Regions from separate parts of the Homo sapiens genome. Here region 1 is linked to region 2. Evidence: read pairs that join two places in POLR2A ChIA-PET (ENCODE). Cell type or tissue: Panc1. All regions are shown on one strand. Links, peaks and the distances in the headings refer to the core of each region. The heading gives the core; the rest is flanking DNA.

The links. Peaks named below come from ENCODE experiments on the same cell type or tissue, not always from the same donor. Only the 100,000 strongest peaks of a DNase experiment are listed, where the experiment ranks them.
Region 1: POLR2A ChIA-PET joins it to region 2 with 16 read pairs; 5 of 35 experiments call an interaction of 5 or more read pairs at or near these places.

Annotation. Positions count from the first base shown.
Region 1 is chr10:3,952,631-3,964,266 of GRCh38, reverse strand. No RefSeq gene overlaps it. Among named protein-coding and RNA genes, the nearest start is that of MIR6078, 33 kb to the left of the region's middle. RefSeq lists an enhancer at 4,369-4,870. In Panc1, for the core only: no CTCF peak of the experiment used is centred there; no DNase peak of the experiment used is centred there; H3K4me3 peaks cover 660 bases; H3K27ac peaks cover 7,638 bases.
Region 2 is chr10:4,115,758-4,127,393 of GRCh38, reverse strand. No RefSeq gene overlaps it. Among named protein-coding and RNA genes, the nearest start is that of LINC00702, 120 kb to the left of the region's middle. In Panc1, for the core only: no CTCF peak of the experiment used is centred there; a DNase peak (open chromatin) is centred at 5,597; H3K4me3 peaks cover 1,033 bases; H3K27ac peaks cover 7,224 bases.

The DNA of each region.
Region 1 (11,636 bases), core at 2,203-10,202, 160 kb after region 2:
CCCATCACATGAGGCTCTTGAATGAGAGATGCCATAATTTAGTTGACTTTATTCTTTATTTCTTTACATCGCTTATGCTCTTGCACCCCTAGTTGTCAGCAGCTTGGTTTTCCAGAATCTGAAGATTATTGTGAAAAACAAGGAGACAGTTATTGATCAGGAAATCAGTAAACAAAAAATCAGAAGGAAGAATACTATTTTTACAATTTAACCTCTCAAAAACGGTAAGAAAAAAATCAGAGAAAGAACAAGCAAATTGTGTAAATTTGCCATTTTATAGTTCAGTTTAAGACCGTAGTAAGCATCTAAGTCGCTCAGGTCTAAATTAAAGCAAGGAGAAAAAATCCAGTCCCATCTATATGTCAAAACCAACGTGTTTTCAAGTAGATAAACAACAGTGTGGGCAGGCAAGGTGGGGCATGGCGGTAATCCCAGCACTTTGGGAGGCCGAGGCAGGCAGATTGTTTGAGCTCAGGAGAATGAGACCAGTCCGAGTAACATGGCAAGACCCTGTCTCTACCAAAAATACATAAAAATAACTAGGTATGGTGATGTGTGCCTGTGGTTCCAGCTACTTGGGAGGCTGAGCGGGGAGGATCACTTTAGCCTGGGGTTGTGTAAAGGTTGTAGTGAGCTGAGATTGCACCACTGCAGTCCAGCCTGTGTGACAGAGTGAGATCCTGTCTCAAAAAGAAAAAAAAAAAAAACGACAGTGGTACTGTACATAAAACAGAGTTCTTGAGTCATCTAAAAAGAAGCCTTGGCTTGAAACCACTTAGTCACCCAGCTGCCACCTGTAACCTGATGAGCTGAGGTGGGCCAGCTGATCCAGGTGGGAGAGGGTAGGGCTCTCACGAGGCCCAGAACTCTCAGCACAGCACTTACGTATGTGCAGCAAGAAATACAGACCACTACAGCCATGACCAAACGCCTGTTTGGTCAAAGGTTCTGCAGAGAGCTGTGGAGCTTATTTGATTTCCACTTTTTTTTTTAATTACTTCCTCAGTAGGCTGCCAAATGCTGCACATTCAGAGTCTGGTTATTTGTGCACATACCTTTGTTACTTCCCACCTCCACCCTTAACACCAGTGCTTTACGTGGTAAATGGAATGAAACCCATTTCAAACCCATGGGCTTCATACCTCGGTCAGGCAGATCACAGTGCACTGGCCACCGTCAGCGAGATTTGTATGTCCTCATGCACACCTTCAAAAGTTCAGGACGTTCTAACTCACTTGTACCAGCTAGGTCAGAAAAAAAGAACAACTATTCTTGGGTTTTTATAGAACAAGACTTTTTCTATGAGCCATCGGGGCTTGGTGAGGACCACCTGTATCTGCTTACCTTAGTCCTGTCTGGAATGTTTCCTGTAAGGCTTGAAATCATTCAGGAAAATACGTTAGTTTGACATCCTCTCCCCATAGAAGAGTTTCAGAATCCTACTGTACAAGGTCTTAGGTACATATATACATATGATAAAAATAATATAATTAATAACACACACTTGCAGAATTTAACACTTCTCCAAAATCTTTATTATACTGTATTTTACTTAATTATCTCGTTCATTTTTATCTTCTCAGTATTGATCAGATATTAATCCAAAACAGATTTTTAAAAATATGTCTGAAGTCTCACTGTTTTACAAAATGTCATAAAAATACTAAATTTGTGACATTTTCGTACAAATATTAACTCTTTCAAATATGCATCATCAAATATTTCCAAAATTGCTTCCAAATCCGATGTTGTAGTTGTGATACTCCGGAACTACGCACCCATTTAAACCAATAGACTTAGTGATGCCACACACCAGACTAGCAGATGTGCAGCTGAAAATGCCTTCTAAGTTCATTCTGAATTTCACCGTTTTACAAATTCTCTTAAGTTTCAAAGATGACAATGCTGGCTTAGGTCATTTCTTGTTCTGCAGTGCGATGATTATTTTTCCTGTGCCATGGTGAGTTGAGGTTGACTCTGGCTATGAGAATGCCTGCCGGCCAGGTTTCTGATGGAATAAATTATTATTGAATAATGAACAATAATAAGAATATTACTTACTGTCTGCGTAGTACTTACAGGAAGCAGTGATGTCTATACTGCCAGATGGCTCTCTGGCTGGAGACACTTCTATCTTCCAGGAAGGTGAGCTGCTGGAGGCCGCCAGCTGAATCTCTCCCCAGGAATTGCTCTCACCCCAAGGAGTCATCTTTTCCAAGGTATATGCCCCTCCCTGGGGTGCACCAAATCTCATGGCTGTTCCCAGCGAGGTCTCAAGGCCTAGGCACCTTGCCTCAAATGTGTACGGGCTCCCAGCTCCAGAGCACCCGAATGACCAGCACAGGTCTCACTTGCAGCTGCACCACAGCTAGGCATCCGCCCTGCCCATCGGGCCCCTCCCTCCCTTAGGTAAGTTACTCTTGAGGGTACCCACCAGGATATCTGCTTCCCAGAACCTGCTTCCTGGGAGCCCGCCCTACGCACCTACTCTGTGCTGGGAATTGCTGGCCACTCTGCATATGTTCTTTCTTCTATGTCAGTAATCTCATGAGGTAGATATCATTATACCCATTTGAGAGGTGAGAATAATGAGAGTTCAAAGCCATAGAAAACTAACACCAGGTAAGGGTCTGAAAGGGGCAATGCTAATCCACCAAGGGCACTCTCTTCCCACCACAGCATACCCCCGCTCGGCCTCTGGGGTCTCCTTTGGAGTCTTGCCAAAATTTATCCAACATGAAAACCAACTAGGATCCGCAGAGAATTTTTGGATTAAAAAACAAATTTTACCGACTTAAAGAAAGATTCACCAGTAGCCTCAGAGGTGCAAATCCTGGCGAAAGAGTAGCTCTAGCCCTTTCCCCTGAGATTTATCTGATCCCCTGTGACATCTCCTGTAGAGTGACTAGGCTTCTCTGCAGGATGTGACACCCACAAAGTGAGGGTTTTAAAGCTCTGTAGTGTGGTGGGTTCCCCACAGCACAGGTGCCGGAGCTCTGCCCTGGAAGGGAAATGAGCCTTGGGTGAATCTGAATGGGTGTCTTAGGTATGTGGCCTTCTTGCCAAGCCCCTTAAACTTTGCATTTCTGTTCCTAGCAGAGACAGTAACACTCTCTACTCCTTGGTGCTGCTGCAGGGGTGAAGTGAAATAACTGTTAATCTTTCATGAAACGTGTTCAACACATGCTATTTGTAATCATCGATTCAAATGTATAAGGAAGAGCCATGGCCATTCTTATTTGCATCATAAACAAAAATTAGAGTGTTGAATTAAGCTGTGGCAATTCTTAGAAATGTCCTCAAAATTTTAGCTCAATCAGAAAGCTGTGAGAAGGCAGAAGTCCCTCCTGCCGTGGTCACAGTAAGGTTCCATTTAAGCCTGCAGCAGGAGCTGAAATCAGAAAACTCTTCCAAAGCAAGAAAGTGCACTTGAAGAGTAGAAACTAACTTGATTTGTGTGCCCCAGCAGAAGCAAAATAATAGCTGATGCTTGATGGCCCTGGGGGTTGAAGTCATCTTTGGTTCTGAAGAATTCTCAGTGACAGGCCACTAGCACACGTATGCACAGGCGTGCAGGATGGAAACTCACTAGTCAGGGGTGGGTGGAGAAGCTGCAAGGAAGAAGACAGGCTGTTTGTCTCTTCTTGGTTCCTGGTTCGTGATCCTTGTACGGCATCAGGGGTGTTCGCAGATCCTTTTTGTGAGGTAGAAGGAGAGAACTGAGAAAATCCCCTCCTGGGAATAATTTTAAGTAACTACAATTATTTTTAAACATTTAGAAGCTAATGTTTAGTTTAATGACCAAAATAATGAAAATACTACAAAAAAGGCCATTGTGTGATTTCATTTTTAAAAATTCTGTCTCCAGAGAAAATATTTGCTTAGCTACAGATGCCAAAGATGTCCTCTCAGGAGTAGTTTAACTGTGCAGTAGAACATTATTAAGGAAAGCATAAATCTAGCGTTGCGTGAAAATAAAAACTGCAATGATTAAATTGAAGGCTACTTTTTAAAAAATGGAGACCAGATGCAACCAGGCAAAGTGCCATCTGTGAAGGCTTTGTGGCTTCAAGGCCACAAAAATAAAATGTGGCACAAAAGGATGCACTAGAAGTTCCAACCATTATCATGGAAACATTCTGCAGAATTCCAGATGGCCTTAGGTTCCCACCAGCTGTGTCTGGGAGGAGATGATTCCTGTGTGCATTGAGGACATCCCTGACAATGGATGCAGGTCAGGACAGGAGCCTGGTGCCCAGGGAGGGGCTGAATACCTCACACTTCCCCACCAGCTCTACTCTGCATTAAGGAAATGAAGCTACCTCTCTAGGGGGAAGAGAAGTAATAATAAACATTCCTCTCGAGATCACACACCTCCGCCTGCACGGGGACAGCCACAGCGCACGCCTGGTTCAGCTTCTGTCTTCCCTCAGCTGAGGCGCTGGGACTTTGGCTGTTTCTATTTGCATCCTGAATAGCATCAACACAGTAAAATGCACGTTTTGGTATTGTCTTCTCCTCCTCCTTTTCTTTTTCCTTTTCTAGGAGCATTGTGTCTATCGTTGGCTGTGTGGGGGTTTTTTGAGGTGACGGGGAGAAAAGGGAGATGAAGTTGTGGCAAAGAGCATTTACGAATACGTTTCCTTGGTTCTTAGTTGCTGCCTAAACTGCTGCTGTACTCTCCAAACACAAAACCGCGTCGTGGGAAGGTGGAGATGTGGCTGCTTCTGCAGCATCCCGTGTTAGAGAAACAGAGCCTGAGAATGAGACACATCATTGTCAAAAGAAGCTTCTTCTTTTCTTCACACAAGGGATGATTAGATGCTTAGTATCTGTTGCAAAAACTGAGAAAATCAAAACTTCTAAAAATTTCCTTTCAAATTTCTTTATGATCCAAGATGATACCTAATTGCATATTTTCCAAACATTCATTTTTCCAAAAGTAGAATGGGTGAAATTCCTTATGAAAGAAACCCTCAATAGTCTGTTTTTTTTTGTTTTGTTTTGTTTTTCATTTCTAGTTTTAGGCTACAGTGATAACGTAGGACCCTTTTTAAAAAAAATTAAGACCAAAGCCGGGCGCTGTGGCTCACGCCTATAATCCCAGCACTTTGGGAGGCCGAGGCGGGTGGATCACAAGGTGAGGAGATTGATACCATCCTGGCTAACACGGTGAAACCCCGTCTGTACTAAAAATACAAAAAATTAGCCGGGCGTGGGGTGGGCACCTGTACTCGGGAGGCTGAGGCAGGAGAATCCCTTGAATCCGGCAGGTGGAGGTTGCAGTGAGTAGAGATTGTGCCACTGCACTCCAGCCTAGGCAATAGAGCAAGAATCGGTCTTAAAAATAAATAAAAACAAAAATAAAAAATTAAGACCAAAATCAGCAGTATCACAGTATCATTCATCAAATGTAGGAGGTGGCAAGATTTTAGCTCTGCCATCCATGGCTTAGGAAAGATCATTACAGATAAACTCCCTGTTTTCGATTTATTTATGACTTGTTATTCATTTTGTGTATTTTTTTGTTGTGAGTAAAATATCAGCAATTCCTGAAAATACTCCAAAAAATTACAAAGGAGTATAGGAGAATGATTTCACAATCAGACTGTATTTAAGAAATAGGAATAGAATCTCATGGTTTGGATTTATTCTCTGCAGCTTTATTATATATTACACATCTTTCGCATTACTAGCCTGTTGTCGACATACATGGAGCTCCACCCCATACTAAAATATGTCTCAATGTGTGTTTTTTAACCCATCTCTTGGGAGAGTAAGGCTGTATAAAATGTTGTTGCCCTTGAATTTGAACAGAGTAGCTTCATGTCAACACAGCAGAGCATTTATTTCTTAGAATCAGGAACACCCGTTTCCATCAGAGATGTTCTGCCCTCTCCCAGAAGTGGCCGGGATAAAGTTCTTTCCCCCATTTCCATCCTGCTGCTCTCACTTCTCCATGAATAAATTGCCCCTTGTGTCTATCTCATGCAGCAGCAGATCTCCCTCAAGGTGCGATAAGTACAGAATTAGCTTCTGATGACCGGTACAAAATAGTTTTTATGATTTGAATGGAATGCAGTTCATCTTCTGATACTTGTTTGGAAGGTGGAAGGTGTATTTTCAGAGATTGTATTGCAGGGTGAATCTAGTGCAGTGAGTTGCGAATTTGCTTCTCCAGGGGGTAAAGATCATGTGTCAGACTTAAATTGTCTCCGAGAAAAGGTCAAATAACTTGATCTCTTCTCCAATAACACTGATTTGACCTAAGACTTTCTAGTTCTCGTGGGCTTGGTTTTGATCACTGGTTCACAAAGAAAAGCATTGCATGGTTCTGTTTAATGGTTCATGATTTACTTTGTATATGTAGTATGGCCTATACGTAATAGTAATGTTTAGTGTTTAATGATTCATGATTTACTTTGTATATATAGTATGGCCTATACATAACAGTAATGTTTAGAGAATTTTGACTGGGGCATCTATTCAATTATTTGATTTGGCATAATTTTTTTAACTAGAATACACTGCACAGATCAATAAAACTCCTATATCCTGATGACTGATTGGGACTGGAAATAAAGTATAGCTACAGAAATTGTAAGCTGGATTCCTTAGAAAGCGCCTTAGGAAGGAAAGGTACAACTAACGTTTTCCATGCTTTGAATAAATCCACCTCTTTAAAATAATATTTAAAGTTCAAACACTCCTACCCTATTCTATCCAAATCAGGTGCAGAGAGTGAGCTGAGGAAATGTTTAAATTAAAGACTAATTTACAGCCAGGCGTGGTGGCTCACACCTGTAATCCCAGCACTTTGGGAGGCCAAGGCGGGCAGATCACCTAAGGTCAGGAGTTCGAGACCAGCCTGGTCAACATGGCAAAACCCTGTCTCTACTAAAAATACAAAAATCAGCTGGGTGTGGTGAAGCATGCCTGTAATCCCAGTTCCCCGGAAGTTCGAGGTAGGAGAATTGCTTGAACCCGGGAGGTGGAGGTCGCAGTGAACTGAGATGGGGCCACTGCACTCCAGCTTGGGCAAAAAGAGCGAAACTCCATCTCATAAAAATAATAATAATAATAATAATAATAATAATAAATAAAAGACTGATTTACAAAGCCACTGGTCCTACCAGTGCTCGAGTGACAGGCCCAGCTTAGAGGGCAACAAAACATCGTTCATTTGGACTCCACATACTGTAAGTTGTTGGTGCAGGTTGAGGTTACACTGTGCCATTTTACTATTCAAGGAAAGACTGAAAACCCTCTTGAGATGTTGATGGGAATTTCTATAAAAGTCCTGAATGGCTATTGGTAAAATTAAAACACAGCAGAGGGAGGTAAGTAGCTTCCTGATGTCCCACGGGATACTGCCATCATCATTCAGAGACATTTTTTAAGTAGCTGTTGAGTAAATTGCCATGACTAGCACATTACTTCAGCAGAGAAGCACAGTATAAGAACAAAATAATTTTAGGCTGGGCACAGTGGTTCACACCTGTAATCCCAGTGCTTTGGGAGGCCAAGGCAGGAGGATCGCTTGAGGCCAGGAGTTCAAGACCAGCCTGGGCTCGTGAGACTCCGTCTCTACAACAAAATAAATAAATAAACATTAGCCCGGTGTGATGGCACTGGCCTGTAGTCCCAGCTACTCGGGAGACTGAGGCGGGAGGATCGCTTGAGCCCAGGAGTTCGACTGTGAGCATCACTGCATTCCAGACTGGAAGACAGAGTGAGATCCTGTCTCAAAAAATACATGAATAAATACATAAATAGTAATCATTTCAGAATGGGCTGGATTACACAGTCCTCTTCCCCAGTGAAGGTGAGGTGGAAGCCTTAGGCCCTGCCCTAAGGCAGACTCCACCACAAAGAATGCAGCTGCCAGGACAGGACTCCGAGCCCAGGCCACACAGCATGAAGTCACCAGCAGAGTCCCCCGTTTGTCCCTCCCCACCACTCCCAGCCTTTCCCTGAAAAATCACTCAAAAGATGGTGGAGCACAAAGACTTCAGGAGTTCCCTCCCTAATACCGGGTCCCTTTCTTTACCCACATGGCATTGGGCCTGCTGCAGACAGCACAGCTCCTATTTGCCTAAACACACACTCCACAGCAGGCTTACAACGTCAGCGTTTCACTAAATGAAGCAGAGCTGAACAAAGCCCCCAGGTAGGAGGATAGTTTAACCAGGAGGTAGCAGACCAGGGCCCGGGGCCATCTGCCAACTGGCCACCTGCGGACAAGCACATCTTGATCTCTGACTTCCGAACATCAAAGTCGGGGAATAAACAAGAGAATGTCCAACACTTCCTGCACTTCTAAATTTTATGAAATGTAACAAGACAAGGTTTTCACAAAAATAAAATGGAGCTGATAAATACGCACTCACGTGTTTCATTACTTTTGTGGAAGGAAAAGTTTATGGTTCTCTCTGCCTGCTTGGAGCGTGAAACTAAAAGGGAAGAGGCTGTCTCTTGGGAGGACTGAATGTTGTTTTTCTATAGAGGACCCCTGTCCAGCTCCTGAAAGACAAAGCCTGGAACGCTGGAGATTGTGCTGAGGCCTGGAGAGCACCGGAGAGCTGGAGAGCGCAATCAACTGTCTCCTGCTGGGTTCTTGCCACAGCCCCGATCACGATCACCCCTGCTGACCAATCGTTCACCTTGCTCTTAATTTCTCTAAAGGAACCCAGTAGTGTACTCGCATTTCCTAAAAAGCGACTTGCGGCCTTCTTTGTGTCCCTGAATATATAATGAAAAGATCGCTTACTTCAGCTCCAAAGACAACAAAGCCTGTTGCACTGCAGGGTTAGTTTGGAAAAAAGAAAAAAGAAAAAACAATAAATATGGATGAGTGTATGTTCACTTGCCATTTCAATTATTTACATGGGTCACAGAGGCCCAAAACATTATCCAACTCTGGGATAGAATGCCAGAGTGAGTGAGAAGCACATTTTTATCAAGTTTTTATAATATATAACTGCATTGTTTTGGCTAGACACTGTCCTAGAAAACTAGACATTTTCTGATTATGAAATAATTTATACATACCAATTTAGAAGTTATACTCGGTTCTTCAGAGCAGATAAAGCTGTAGAATGTATTTCTTCAAAAAAAAAAAAAAAAAAAAAACAGAAATCATTAGACCTTTCCTGTAGACCTACTAATACTTTTGAAGGTAAGATGAAGCTATCTTCTTTTGGACAACAAAAATCAAGAAAATAGTTTTAACTGTCTGGATTAGCTCCAGCTTGGAGAAAAATCTGGTACTGAATCACTGAGAAAATTAATTTCACATATTATAGGATTATAATACAGTCTATCCCGAGTCAGGCAGCAATAACTATTGCTTTCTAAAAGCACCAAGTGAATTAGGTGGCTGTGCCGGGCAATTAGGAGAGGGGCCTCCTGAAGAGCCAAGGGCACTCACCCCGCACAGCACTGCTGCCAAGGCTCTAGGTGTCCTTGAGCTGTTGACTGAAGGCTTCTTTGCCTCTGTTTCTGCATTTATAAAGTCAGGAATGAAACAGGCTTTTGAAATTACTTAAGGACCTCTGATAGAAAGGAGAAGAATTGCACTGGCATCTTTATGGAGCTGTACATCAAAGAAATAAAGACCGTGCAGAAAAAGGGCATTGCATGGGAATGAATGGTTTCAAATGCAATAGCAAATTAAATGTAAATTAAAGCTAACTGCAATCTCCGTATGTCAGACTCTCTCTTTTTTTTTTTTACTTTAAGTTCTGGGATACATGTGCAGAATGTGCAGGTTTGTTACACAGGTAAACATGTGTTATGGTGGTTTGCTGCACCTATCAACACATCATCTAGGTTTTAAGCCCTATATGCATTCGGTATTTGTCCTAATGCTCTCCCTCCCCCTGCCCCCTACCCACCAACAGGCCCCAGTGTGTGATGTTCCCCTCTCTGTGTCCATGTGTTCTCATTGTTCAACTCCCACTTATGAGTGAGAACATGCAGTGTTTGGTTTTCTGTTCCTGTGTTAGTTTGCTGAGGCTGATGCCTTCCAGCTTCATCCATGTCCTTGCAAAAGACATGATCTTTTTTATGGCTGCATAGTATTCCATGATGTATATGTATCACATTTTCTTTATCCAGTCTATCATTGATGGGCATTTGGGTTGGTTTCATGTCTTTGTTATTGTAAATAGTGCTGCAATAAACATACATGTGCGTGTGTCTTTATAGTAGAAAGATTTATATTCTTTTGGGTATATACCCAGTAATGGGATTGCTGGGTGAAATGGTATTTCTGGTTCTAGATGCTTGAGGAATCACCACACTGTCTTCCACAATGGTTGAACTAATTTACATTCCCACCAACAATGTAAAAGTGTTCTTATTTATCTGCAGCCTCAACAGCGTCTATTGTTTCTTGATTTTTTAATGATCACCATTCTGACTGGTGTGAGATGGTATCTCATTGTGGTTTTGATTTGCATTTCTCTAATGATTGAGCTTTTTTTCATATGTTTGTTGGCCACATACATGTCTTCTTTTGAGAAGTATCTGTTTATATGCTTTGCTCACTTTTTTATGGATTTTTTTGTTTTTTACTTGTAAATTTGTGTACGTTCCTTGTAGATTCTGGATATTAGACCTGTGTCAGATGGGTAGGTTGCAAAAATTTTCTCCCATTCTGTAGGTTGCCTCTTCACTCTGATGATAGTTTCCTTTGCTGTGCAGAAGCTCTTTTGTTTAATTAGATCCCGTTTGTCAATTTTAGTTTTTACTGCAATTCCATTTAGCATTTTTGTCATGAAATCTTTGCCCATGCCTATGTCCTGAATGGCATTGCCTAGGTTTTCTTCTAGGGTTTTTATGGTTTTGGGTTTTACATTTAATTTTTTAATTCATCTTGAGTTAATTTTTGTATGAGGTGTAAGGAAGGGGGTCCAGTTTTAGCTTTCTGCATATGGCTGGCCAGTTTTCCTAGCGCCATTTATTAAATAGGGAATCCTTTTCCCACTGCTTGATTTTGTCAGGTTTGTCAAAGATCTGATGGTTGTAGATGTGTGGTGTGATTTCTGAGGGTCAGGCCCTCTTAAAGGCCATGGCTTTGGGTGTCTGAGCCTGCACGACACTTTTATTTTGAGAGTCTATAATAAAAAGCTAAAGTTATTTCTACATTATTGGTTATGTACCTTAAAATACTGTACCTGAAACTCAGTGGGTTAAGTTACAGGACGTGAAACTGTTGGAAGAATATGGGTAAATCATGTTCAAGTCACCTGGGGTCATATAGGAGCTACTCTACTTTTATTTTTAAGTTTAGAAAACAAATGTAAGGAGTTGGCTCCTAACTTGGGTGAAATATTTTACATGTTTATATATCTATATATATATGTCTATAGTGGAGATCACTGTTACAAAATATGGAGATTCACATATGAGTCGGTTGATTTAATTTTCAAGTTTTTAATGTTTTAACAATACTTCAGTGTTCAGTAATTTTCCTATTTTTGGCCCTATTATGCTCTCAAATTTAATAAACATGACTTCTAACATTTTTTAAAGGTGGCCTTGGATTTAAAACATAGCCCCCAAACTTCTTAGCATTTCTCCTATCAAGAGTTGGGGTCTATGTTCCCTCCCCTTGACTCCATCTCAAAAGT
Region 2 (11,636 bases), core at 1,237-9,236:
TTCTCCTGCCTCAGCCTCCTGAGTAGCCAGGACCCACCACCTGGCCCCAGTTAATTTTTGTATTTTTAGTAGAGATGGGGTTTTACCATGTTGACCAGGCTAGTCTTGAACTCCTGACCTCAAGTGATCTGCCCACCTCAGCCTCCCAAAATGCTGGGATTACAGGTGTGAGCCACCATGCCTGGCCAGTTTATAGTTTATAGTTCAAAACAAAAACTATTAACAGCCCTTTCCCAAAACAAACCACCTTCTTGCCTGGGGACTAGACTGCCTTTGTAGAACTAAGAAATTACACACGAGATTGGAAATCATGATTTAGGAGTCAGGCAGCTGGAGGCTACAAGATTCTAACCCTCTCTACGCTGCTCCTAAGATCAGCGCTTGAGATATTTTGCAGCCCCTGCACTTGATGGATCAGCTGCCACCGCCAGCTCAATAAACTGGCTCATCTGATCTTGTGGCCCCCACCTGGGAACTGACTCAGCACAAGAAGACAGCTCCGACTCCCTATGATTCCCTCTCAGACCAATCAGTACTCCAGGATCCCTGGCTTCCCCTTACCCACTAAGTTGTCCTTAAAAATTCTGATCCCTGAATTCTCAGGAAGACTGATTGGAGTGATAATAAAAATCCTGCCTCCAGCACAGCTGGCTCTGCATAAATTACTCTTTCTCTATTGCAACTCCCCTGTCTTGAGAAATTGGCTCTGTCTAGGCAGCAGGCGAGGTAAACCCACTGGTTGGTTACAACTTGATTAGGTCAGATCCACCCAGGTTAATCTCCCTTTTTAAAAATAAAATGTTACCTCTAATCAAAACTAATCACAGGAGTGATAGCCGATCCTCTTCACAGCCCTAGATGATACAGGACTTGTACAGCAGGGAGAGGAATTTTGGGAGGCACCTTAGAATTCTGCTTGTCACAGCAGGCCAACAAATATGGTCTTTATTCCAGGTGGTATGTGCCATGCAAAATGTATGAAGAACCAACAACTCTGAGAGAGATGTAATCATAGTAGGTTTATTCCCCAATACATGCACCAAGTCCACACAGCAAGATAGGGGCTTGCACCAGAGTAAGAGATTTAATTGTACAGTCACTGAATGAGGAGACAGGAGGAAACCTCTAATCCATCTCCACAAAGAATTTAGGGTTAGGATTTTTCAGGGTTTTGGAATGGGCCAAAGTGAAAAGATCATTGACTGATCAATGAGTGCAAGAAGAAGCTGTATTCTCATGCTGAGTCCATTCCTCTGTGGCTCTTCAAATTGGTTGCCCAAATTCAGGTCTGAAGAACACCTTAAGCAATCCTTAAACTAAAGCCTTATAATTCTAATGTCAGAGATCCAGTTTATAGGGACAGTGGAATGCAAATGGCTGGTATCTAGTGCTATGTGACGTTTAGAAACATGGAAGTGGGCCAGCATGCAGCCTGATGAATGCTTAATTATAACCATATTTCTGTCTAGAACCTGGTATTCAATTCCTGTCAACCTGCTGGGGATGGTTTCAGATTATTGCTGTGGCTGTGGTTTCATTCACATTAGTGCTTAAAAGAATGGTAGCATCCTTTGCTGCATTCACTGAAAATTTTGGTTAAAGAAAAGAAGTGGCCAAGAAACATGGTCTTCCACTAATCACTGAGTGTTCTTCCCCAGAACTAGTGAGGTTTTAGGTGATGATTGACCTCTACAACAATTTTTAGGAGTCCTACATTTGAAATTTTTCATTCTTTGGAGACTTCGGAAATGTATTATTATTATTATTATTATTTTATTTTATTTTATTTTATTTTATTTTTGAGATGGAGTCTCTCTCTGTCATCCAGGCTGCAGTGCAATGGCATGATCTTGGCTCACTTCAACCTCCGCCTTCCAGGTTCAAGCCATTCTCCTGCCTCAGCCTCCCAAGTAGCTGGGATTACAGGCATGTGCCACCAAGCCTGGATAATTTTTGTATTTTTAGTAGAGATGTGGTGGTTTCACCATGTTGGCCAGGCTGGTCTCGAATCCCTGACCTCAAGTGATCTGCTCACCTCAGCCTCCCAAAGTGCTGTGATTACAGGCATGAGCCACCGCTCCCAGCCTGAAATGTATTACTTTCTTTATCCCCTTATGTTGTATTTTAACTTTAAATACCATTCTTCCATACCATACCAATTGCACCTTACTAAGGAAACATGAAAACTTAATACACATGAGATGAATAAGTAGTTTGATTGTTTGCTGAGAAATTCATTATTTCCTATAGAAGATTCTTTCTGAGAGAGTAGATTCATTAATTCCAAAGAAGGCTGCAAACATATATCCTACTGTATGTTCTTGTGTGTGTGACTTTGAAATTCCTTCTGTTGAGAGATGGGTGACATTTTCTCTACCCTTGAGTCCTGCTGGTCTTTAGTAGCTGTGTGGCTCAGTAGTGTCTGTGTAGAAGAGAGCACAGTACTTCTAGCCAACTCTCTCAGAACCCTCATTTCTGGAGTGCTGAACCCCCATGTCAGATGTCTGAATCTACTGAAGCCTCCATGTTGTGAGGAGGCCCAAGATAGCTCATGTGCAGAGACCACATGGAGAGAACCTGAGATAGAGCCACCCAGCAGGCCCTAGTTGCTCCAGCTCCTTGTTGTTACAACACCAGCCACTTTGTGACTACAAATATGTGAGCATGCATGTTTTCATTTGTGTTGTGTTTATGTGTGTACTCACATATTTACCTGTATGTGAGTCTAAGCCCTGCCCAGACCACTGCAAGGGGAATTTGTTAACCAGGAAAAACTTACTGGAACTTTCCTTTGGTAAGAGCTGGCAAATTTATTGCTCTGGAAGTCATATAGAAAGCAAGCAAGATTACTGTAGACATTTTCAAAGCAAAATACAGGATGCATTTGCTATTTTAGTCAGCCCAGTATCTTTTTTTTTTTTTTTTTTTTTTTGAGACGGAGTCTCGCTCTGTCGCCCAGGCTGGAGTGCAGTGGCGCAATCTCAGCTCACTGCAAGCTCTGCCTCCCTGGTTCACGCCATTCTCCTGCCTCAGCCTTCTGAGTAGCTGGGACTACAGGCGCCTGCCACTACGCCCGGCTAGTTTTTTGTATTAATTTTTAGTACAGACGGGGTTTCACCATGTTAGGCAGGATGGTCTCGATCTCCTGACCTTGTGATCCACCTGCCTTGGCCTCCCAAAGTGCTGGGATTACAGGCTTGAGCCACAGCGCCCGGCCTAGTCAGCCCAGTATCTTATAGCTGTTGACGACATTCTGGGGATATGAATGTAGCTTACAAACGCTAGTATTTCTACAGAAAGCAGAAATAATTTAACTGTCATTTTCACATTTATATTTAATAAAATCAACTTTGGATCACAATGTGAGGTGAGAGGACTACTGCTACAATGTTATATAAATGTATACATTAATATTTATGCACCAAAAAGATTCGAGTGACTGTGAAGTGAAATAAGATAAGGAGTTGTGAAAAACAAGCTAATGATCATTTAAAATTTTAATGCAGGTATACCTCAGAGACATGGCAGGTTTGGGTCCAGACACTACAATAAAGTTAATATTGTAATAAAGCCAGTCACACAAATATTTTGGTTTTCCACAGTATATATGTTATGTTTACACTATACTGTAGTCTATTAAGTATGCAATATAACTGTGTCTAAAAAGATGTACATACCTTAATTTAAACATACTTTATTGTTACAAATGCTAACGATCATCTGAGGCTTCAGCTAGTTGTAATCTTTTTGCTGCTGGGAAGGCTGAGGTGACTGTGGCAATTTCTTAAAATAAGACAATGAAGTTTCCTACATTGATTGACTCTTCCTCTTACAAAAGACTTCTCTGTAGCATGCTGTGCTGTTGGATAGCATTTTACCCATAGTAGAACTTCTTTCAAAATTTGAATCAGTCCTCTCATCTCCTGCCACTGCTTTATCAACTGTGTTGATGGAATATTCTAACTCCTTTGTTGTCATTTCAACAATGTTCTCGGCTTCTTCACCAGGAATGGATTTTATCTCAAGAAGCCACTTTCTTTGCTCATCCATAAGAAGTGACTCCTCATTCGTTAATTCTGCTAGCTTTAAACTTTTCTTCTGCAGTTTCCCTGCTTCTTTCAGTCTTCACAGAATTGTAGAGAGTGAAAGCCTTCCTCTGGATTAGCCTTTGGCTTAAGGGAATGAGTGGCCAACTCGATCTTCTATCCAGACCACTCAACTTTCTCCCTATCAGCAATAAAGCTATCTTACTTTCTTTTCATTTCTGTTTTCACTTGAGTAGCACTTTTAATTTCCTTTAATAACATTTTCTGTGCATTCACAAATTGGCTAAATGTTTGGCACAAGAGGCCGAGCTTGTGACCCTTCTCAGCTTTCAGTATGCCTCCCTCACTAAACTTATTTCTAGCTTTTGATTCGAAGTAGAGACAAGGGATTCTTCCTTTCACTTGAACACTTTGAGACTATAGGTTATTAATTGGCCTAATTTTAATATTATTGTGTCTCAGGAAACAGGGAAGCCTGAGCAGAGGGAGAGAGCTGGGGAACGGCTGTCTGATGGAGCTCTCAGAACACACACAACACTTCTCGATTAAGTTTGCTGTTTTATATGGGTGCAATTTGTGGCACCTCCAAACAATAAGAATAATGTCAAAGATCACTGATCCCAGATCATAGTAGCAAATATAATAATGAAAGAGTTTGAAATATTTGAGAATTAACCAAAATGTGACATGATGGCATGCAGTGCGCACCTGCTGTTGGACAAATGGTGCTGATAAGTTTGCTTCATGCGGGGTTGCCGCAAACCTTCACATTGTAAAACACCCATTATCAGGGAAGCACAAGAAAGCAGACTGCAGTAAAGCAAGGCGGGCCTGTATGTAGCAAACAAAATAACTGCAATTTTAACAAATGCATACTTTCAGAAATTTTGATATTGCTTGCTTTGAGACATACCTCTATTCGTATATTATTTCTTCTGGTTTAATATCTCCAGGAGTTTTAGAGTTACGCGCAACTAACATTTGTTTGCGGATCTATGCACTTGGTCCCTTATTCGTTGACATATCTCTCATTTAAGATTTTTTTTTTTATGAAGTGGATTCTTTGTTTGGTATTCATATCTTCCAAATGGTAATCCAGAGATAATGAATGAAGGGGTTTTTGTGAGTGCCAGTACTTGACACTCACATCAAGGTTAATGTGGGTCAGTCAAAACTCCCTTGTGTATGTGTACAGGTTTTTCTAGGAAAGGGTGAGGGGCTTGGGCTTCTGTCTTAAACAGCAATGCCAGAATGTCCCTGCCACACAGCAAGTAGGTTTTTGTCCAAAACGACTTATTAAAGAGTTGAAAGATATTGTTCTTGAAATCTATTTTTAACAGTCTGTGTCTGCAGTGACCTTAAACATATGACAGATGACAAAATGTAATCTCTTTTGAAATACTGTACGTGCCCACTTCATGCATTTTAAACACAGGGCCACTCCGAGCGCAGAGTGTCCCCTGTCAGCAAATGTGCTGTCAGCTGGTTTCCGTGTAGATTTCTTCTGCAAAGTTTCCATATGCATGCAAATATTTACTTCCTTTCTGATTCACAATCATTACAGTTATGGGAATCAAGTGCAGCAGCAACATTACATGCAAATAGGAGAAGAAAGGACAGACAGGAGTGGTGGGAAGGGACGGTGGGGGAAAAGGAGCGAAAGGAACCTTGACACCACAACTGCGGCAGGAGATACTGACCAGGTGAGAGCACAAAGGAAGCAGCTGGAGGCCCGTGGGCACCCCCTGGAAGACCAGTGCAACCCTGGTACTTCTGTGACTCTGCCACAACACACAGACATGCACTGAACGCTGTTCATTTCATGCATTGTAAATTTACTTCTCCATATTCTTTTATTACTATTTCAACATTTAAAAAGGTCATTCTTGGCTGGGCGCAGTGGCTGACGATTGTAATCACAGTATTTTGGGAGGTTGAGGCGGGCAGATCACCTGAGGTCAGGAGTTTGTGACCAGCTTGATCAACATGGTGAAAACTGTTTCAACTGAAAATACAAAAATTAACCAGGTGTGGTGTCGCGTGCCTGTAATCCCAGCTACTTGGGAGCCTGAGGCAGGAGAATCACTTGAACCTGGGAGGTGGAGGCTGCTGTGAGCCGAGATCATGCCACTGCACTCCAGCCTGGGTGACAGAGTGAGACTCCATCTCAAAACTAAGAATAATAATATTTCTTTTAGACTAATTGTGTATCTAGGAAAATAAAGATGGATTAAATAAATCTTCTGAAATTAAGTGCGCTTAAGCGCTTTGTTTTGCAATTTTCAAAACATAAAACATATAAAAATATAAAGAGAGTTCATAACGTTTTTCAAGTAAAATCCCTGTAGGGTATTTATATGTAACTATATTTAAATTATTAACAAATGTAAACGGTGTTTTAAAAATATTAGAAATAAGATGCTTAGAAATAGTTTATTTGTGTACTCTCAGCACTTTCTGTGTATTTCTGTTCTTTAAATTATCTGCCAAAAAAAAAATTATTTGGGTAATGAGGGTAAAGAGAATAAACATTTCTTGAACACCTCTCTCTAGAACTTTGCATTTATCATCTCAATTACTTTGAACAGTAAACAAATTTGGAATGTGAGGCTCCAGGAGGTTAAGTGATCTGCCAGCATCACACACAGCATGGGAAGTGGTGGGGCTGACGGGGGTTTCCAGCTTGGTGTCACCCCACATGCCCTGCTCCTCGGGACCCAGCCCTGCTGGAGCCAGCATTGCCCAGCCAGCACCTCCTCAGCAACATGTGCTGCTTCTAATACTGAGATGGGCTCCTGTCCCAAGACCTGCCCTACATCAAAAATAAAATTAAATAACTAAGCACAGCTCAACATTTGTTTTTTGTTGAATCATAAAGTATAATTATTAAATATATTGCTAGTTTGTTTTCATTTTTGTTAGAAAGTTTGTCAAACTAATATGAACATTTTATGCATGAAGACAAGTTAGACTTCTTTTTTTTTTTTTTTTTTTTTTTTTAGACAGGATCTTGCTTTGTCACCCAGGCTGGAGTGCAATGGCATGATCTCAGCACACTATAACCCCCGCCTCCAGGGTTGAAGCGATTCTTCTGCCTCAGCCTCCTGAGTAGCTGGTATTACAGGTGCCCACCACTAAGCCCAGCTAACTTTTTGTAGTTTTAGTAGAGACGAGGTTTCATCATGTTGGCCAGAGTGGTCTTGAACTCCTGACCTCAGGTGATCCACCTGCCTCTGCCTCCCAAAGTGCTGGGACTACAGGCGTGAGCCACCGCACCCAGCCCTAGACTTCATTTCTTGAGTGAAATAGAAATGAAGTCTTCTTTTCAATATTGTTATATAATAGTCATACCTCCTCATCAACATACACCAAGAGCCATTCAACTTACTTTCAGAAGTGTGTGGCATAAGAGGGAACCATTAGCTTATTTGCTTGGCTACTAGAGTCAACCCTTCTTTAGACAGAAAAAGAGATAGGCAGGGGTGGGAGAGCAAGTAATCAGGTAATTAGAATAAACATATTTAACTTTTTAATCTGAAAAATATATAAAAAGTCATGTTATTCCATTCTACTTCAGTTTTCTAGAAGAAACTGTCATCAAGTGAATATGCGATTCTTGAATGCTAAGGTATCTTTGCATTTAGTTATAACATGGTATAATATATTTTTATTCTCCTATATAGTGGGTTGTGCTCAATATATACACAGTGACTATCTTCCTGTCTATAGCTGTCTGTATATGTATCTCATAGTAGCAGTAAGCTAGTGTTTAATCAGAAGAATCATAATTTCCTGTATCTGTTTAGAATTTCATAGATAAGGGCATTTTTACGTGCATTATCTCATATGTAAACTAAAGCAATTTGATTTACTTTCTTCACTGAACACTTTTCACCAAATCTACAACAATCCATCTCATGGATGGACAGAAATAAGGAGGTGTCAATAACTGAGCAGTCGGTAACTCTGGCCTGGCCCAGCGATGGAATGAACCTTGTCTCGGCAGCCTCGCACTGGTTACAGGGGTGGCCTTAGGAGGAAGCGATGGATGGGGGCAATGTCCAGAGGTGAATCCTTCTGGAGCTCAGCCACCCCTACCTGACAATGTGAGGGAGGTGGAGGAGGAACTCACATCCTCCTCCAGATATTCACCTGGCTTAGGGACTTGCAGAACGTTACCACCGAGTCTACTTAGAAAGCTGCCCAAGCCCTTCATCTCCTCCCCAAGAGGAAACTAAGACTCTCACCCAGTCTTGCACAGGTAATTAGGAAAACACAGAATTTGACCACAAGTCTCAAAACACCTTTCCCCTGGGAAAGTATTATTTTATTTTCTTGTGAGAACACACACTCACACACACACACACTATATATATATATATATATATATATATATATATATATATATATTCTATCTATATTTATCTATCTAATCAATCTCTTTTTAAAATTCTTTGTAAGCCCAAGAGAAAGGTAGAGATTAGATTTGTTTGCTGATGTTCCTTTATCTTTCTGAAGACCAAGAAACTTTTAATCTGAAATCTATGTGGCAATGTATATTCAATGTGGGGAAAAAACAGGATTTATGCTTTGCCTGGCTACTATTGTGATAGATCTGGTGATCAAGAAGGAGCAAGAAAAGGCGTTTAGTCCTCATCTCAGCACGAAAGTTCCTCCAGGGAATAAACCCACCTCCAGCCAACCCACCTCTCATCGAAGAGCTCACGAAGTGGAGTGATGTCACTAACCTGCAGGCTTCCAAGCCACTTCTATCAAGTCATGGTAGCAGATGCATTTTTATATTTTTAAGATCATTCTTGGCAACCACATGATACAGCAGGTGTGGCTGTTATAAACATGGTAATTAACTTTGGTCAATTATTTCTTAAAGTCTAGAATAATCTGTTCCATTTTTAATTATAAAGTCCTTTTTTTATAAAGTTACATAACCACAGAAGAGAAAGCTAGGAAAACCTCATAGTTCCACAACCATAGCAAACCAAATAGCATATTTATCTAGAAAAATTTTATCTGTGTATATTTATATCCCTGGGGACCTCTGGCCCTTGGTAACCTCTCAGTACCATCACAGAGGTCTAGTCTCCTCATGAGCTTTTCTACCTTTAGATCTTGCACCAATGCCTCTGATTTACCCTGTGTCAACCCAGATGTAAAACTCAACTCCTCTCCTCACTCCCAGGTGGCCCACCTGCCCCAGGCACAAGCACCATCAAGCACAAATCCATTCTGTCTCTACTGGGTACTTAGGAATTGTGCCATTTTGTAACCATCGAGCCCGTGACACTATAAAGACAACATTCAAGCACCGAGATCAGAAAGTTTCATAATTAACCAAAGTCCATGCGACATTTAACTTTGTTTGATATTTAGACTCTGATTTTCCTTGTATAGATGTTATTGTGCCTAAAATTTGTTGTAAATTTCTTTTTCCTCCCTCCCTCCCATCCTTCCTTCCTTCCTTCCTTTCTTCTTTCCTCCCTCCCTTTCTCCCTCCCTCTTTCTTTCTTCCTTCCTTCCTTTCTTTCTTTCTCTTTCTTTCTCTCTCTCTCCTTCCTTCCTTCCTCTCTCCCTCCATCTTTCTTTATTTCTCTCTCTCCTTCCTTTCTTCCTCCCTCCCTCTTTCTTTCTTTCTTTCTCATTGTCTCCCTCCCTCCCTTTTTCCTTCCTTCCTCTCTCTCTCTGTCTTTCTCCTTCCTTCCTTCCTCCCTCCTTCTTTCTTTCTCTCTCTTTCTCCTTCCTTCCTTCCTCCCTCCTTCTTTCTTTCTCTCTCTGTCTTTCTCCTTCCTTCCTTCCTCCCTCCTTCTTTCTTTCTCTCTCTGTCTTCCTTCCTTCCTTCCTTCCTCCCTCCTTCTTTCTTTCTCTCTCTGTCTTTCTCCTTCCTTCCTTCCTCCCTCCTTCTTTCTTTCTCTCTCTGTCTTCCTTCCTTCCTTCCTTCCTTCTTTTCTTTCTTTCTTGCTATCTTTCTTTCTCCTTCCTTCCTATTTTTTTCTTTCTTTCTTTTCCTCCCTTCTTCCCTCCCTCCCTCCTTCCTTCCTTCCTTCCATTTCCTCTCTGTTTCTCTCTCTCTTTCTCTTTCTTCTTCTCTTTCTTATTCTTTGACAACAGCAATATGTTTGTTCACTTTATCCGTAAGTTTGCACTATTTATTTTAGGGGTTGCACTTCCACGTAATTTCCTTGGGGCCTTTTTATTTTACACCCTAGTATGACCCAGTTGTTTTCTCAGCCTGCTATACAGTTGAATTCTAAAATTTATTTTCTTTCATTCTTTGATTAAATCTATGATTTCTTGAATTCTATTTACTCTTCATTTTCAGATGTTTTGGTTGTTTTGTTTTGCAGTTGATTCTTGTTTTACACCACCACATGGGTGTAGGTCACCTGCTGGTGACCTACAGGTATATCTAGGTCTTCTGATTTGGGTTTCATGTTGTTTTCTAGACCTTAACTTTCTTTAGTGGGGCCTGTACATTCTTTAGTTTCCTCCAGGTGCTGCTGATTCTTATTGCCTTATGCCTGGCCACAATTATTTTTTGATATTCTTGCAATAGCCGTATCCTTTTATAATCTCAAATGAGATGCATCATTTTTTACCCTCTCAAATGATTCTTGAGATTATAGAACCCTGGGTTCAGTGGTTTACCCTTAGAACCGCGACACGAATTTCTACAGACTTCTAGCAGAAAGGATTGCTGAAGAAAGTCCTTCACTGTTGCTGATGAGAAATCAGAAACTACATCAATCTGAGTTTTCTTTTATAAGTAATGGAAATTTAATCTTCTCTTTCTGGAAGCTTCTAAGATAGGTCAGTTATTCTTGGTGTGCTAAAAACTTTCTAAGTTCTTCTTTGTGTCAGTCCTTTTTAATTGTCAAATCAGCACAGTTTAAAGACCAATGCCTTTCTGCAGCTCTAGAAAATTCTACTCTATTTTGTTAGCTTTTTCCCTCCATTTCCCAAGTTTTCTCCTTTCTTGAACTAGATCAGTATTGACTCATTTATTGGCTGATTCTATTCTATTTTACATTTCTTTACCTCTTTGTCCAAAATATGAGAGATTCATTTGACAATATCTTCAATCTCTTCAATGCAATTTTATTTTTTCCAATTTCTGAAATACGTTGTATTACAAATTCCAAAAGTCCACCCAGAAACTCTCTCCATACTGACATGCAACCAGGGCTTCAAAGTTGTCTCCACAATCCACACAACAGCAAAAAAACAAAGAAGACAAAATCAACAATTCTTAGATTTATCAGAGAACTGAAGTCCCAGCACAAGCTAGAAACCCAAAAAGTAGAAAGGGAGACAGATATGGGTACAGAGAGTTACAACTCACTGTGGCTAAAACTCATGAGCAGAAACCTCCAAGGGAATAAGCAGCAGGGCAGGAAAGCCAGACCTGTCCTTCATGAAATGTTGAAGACCTAACATAGACAATTCTGAAAGAAAAATTCTCCAGGGACCCAGTCTTCTAGGGTCACCCACACTTCCATAAATTCCAGGATTCCTGGAAGTAAAATCGCCACTTTGAAATATGCCAGAATATCCAGTTCTTCTTAACGATGCGTC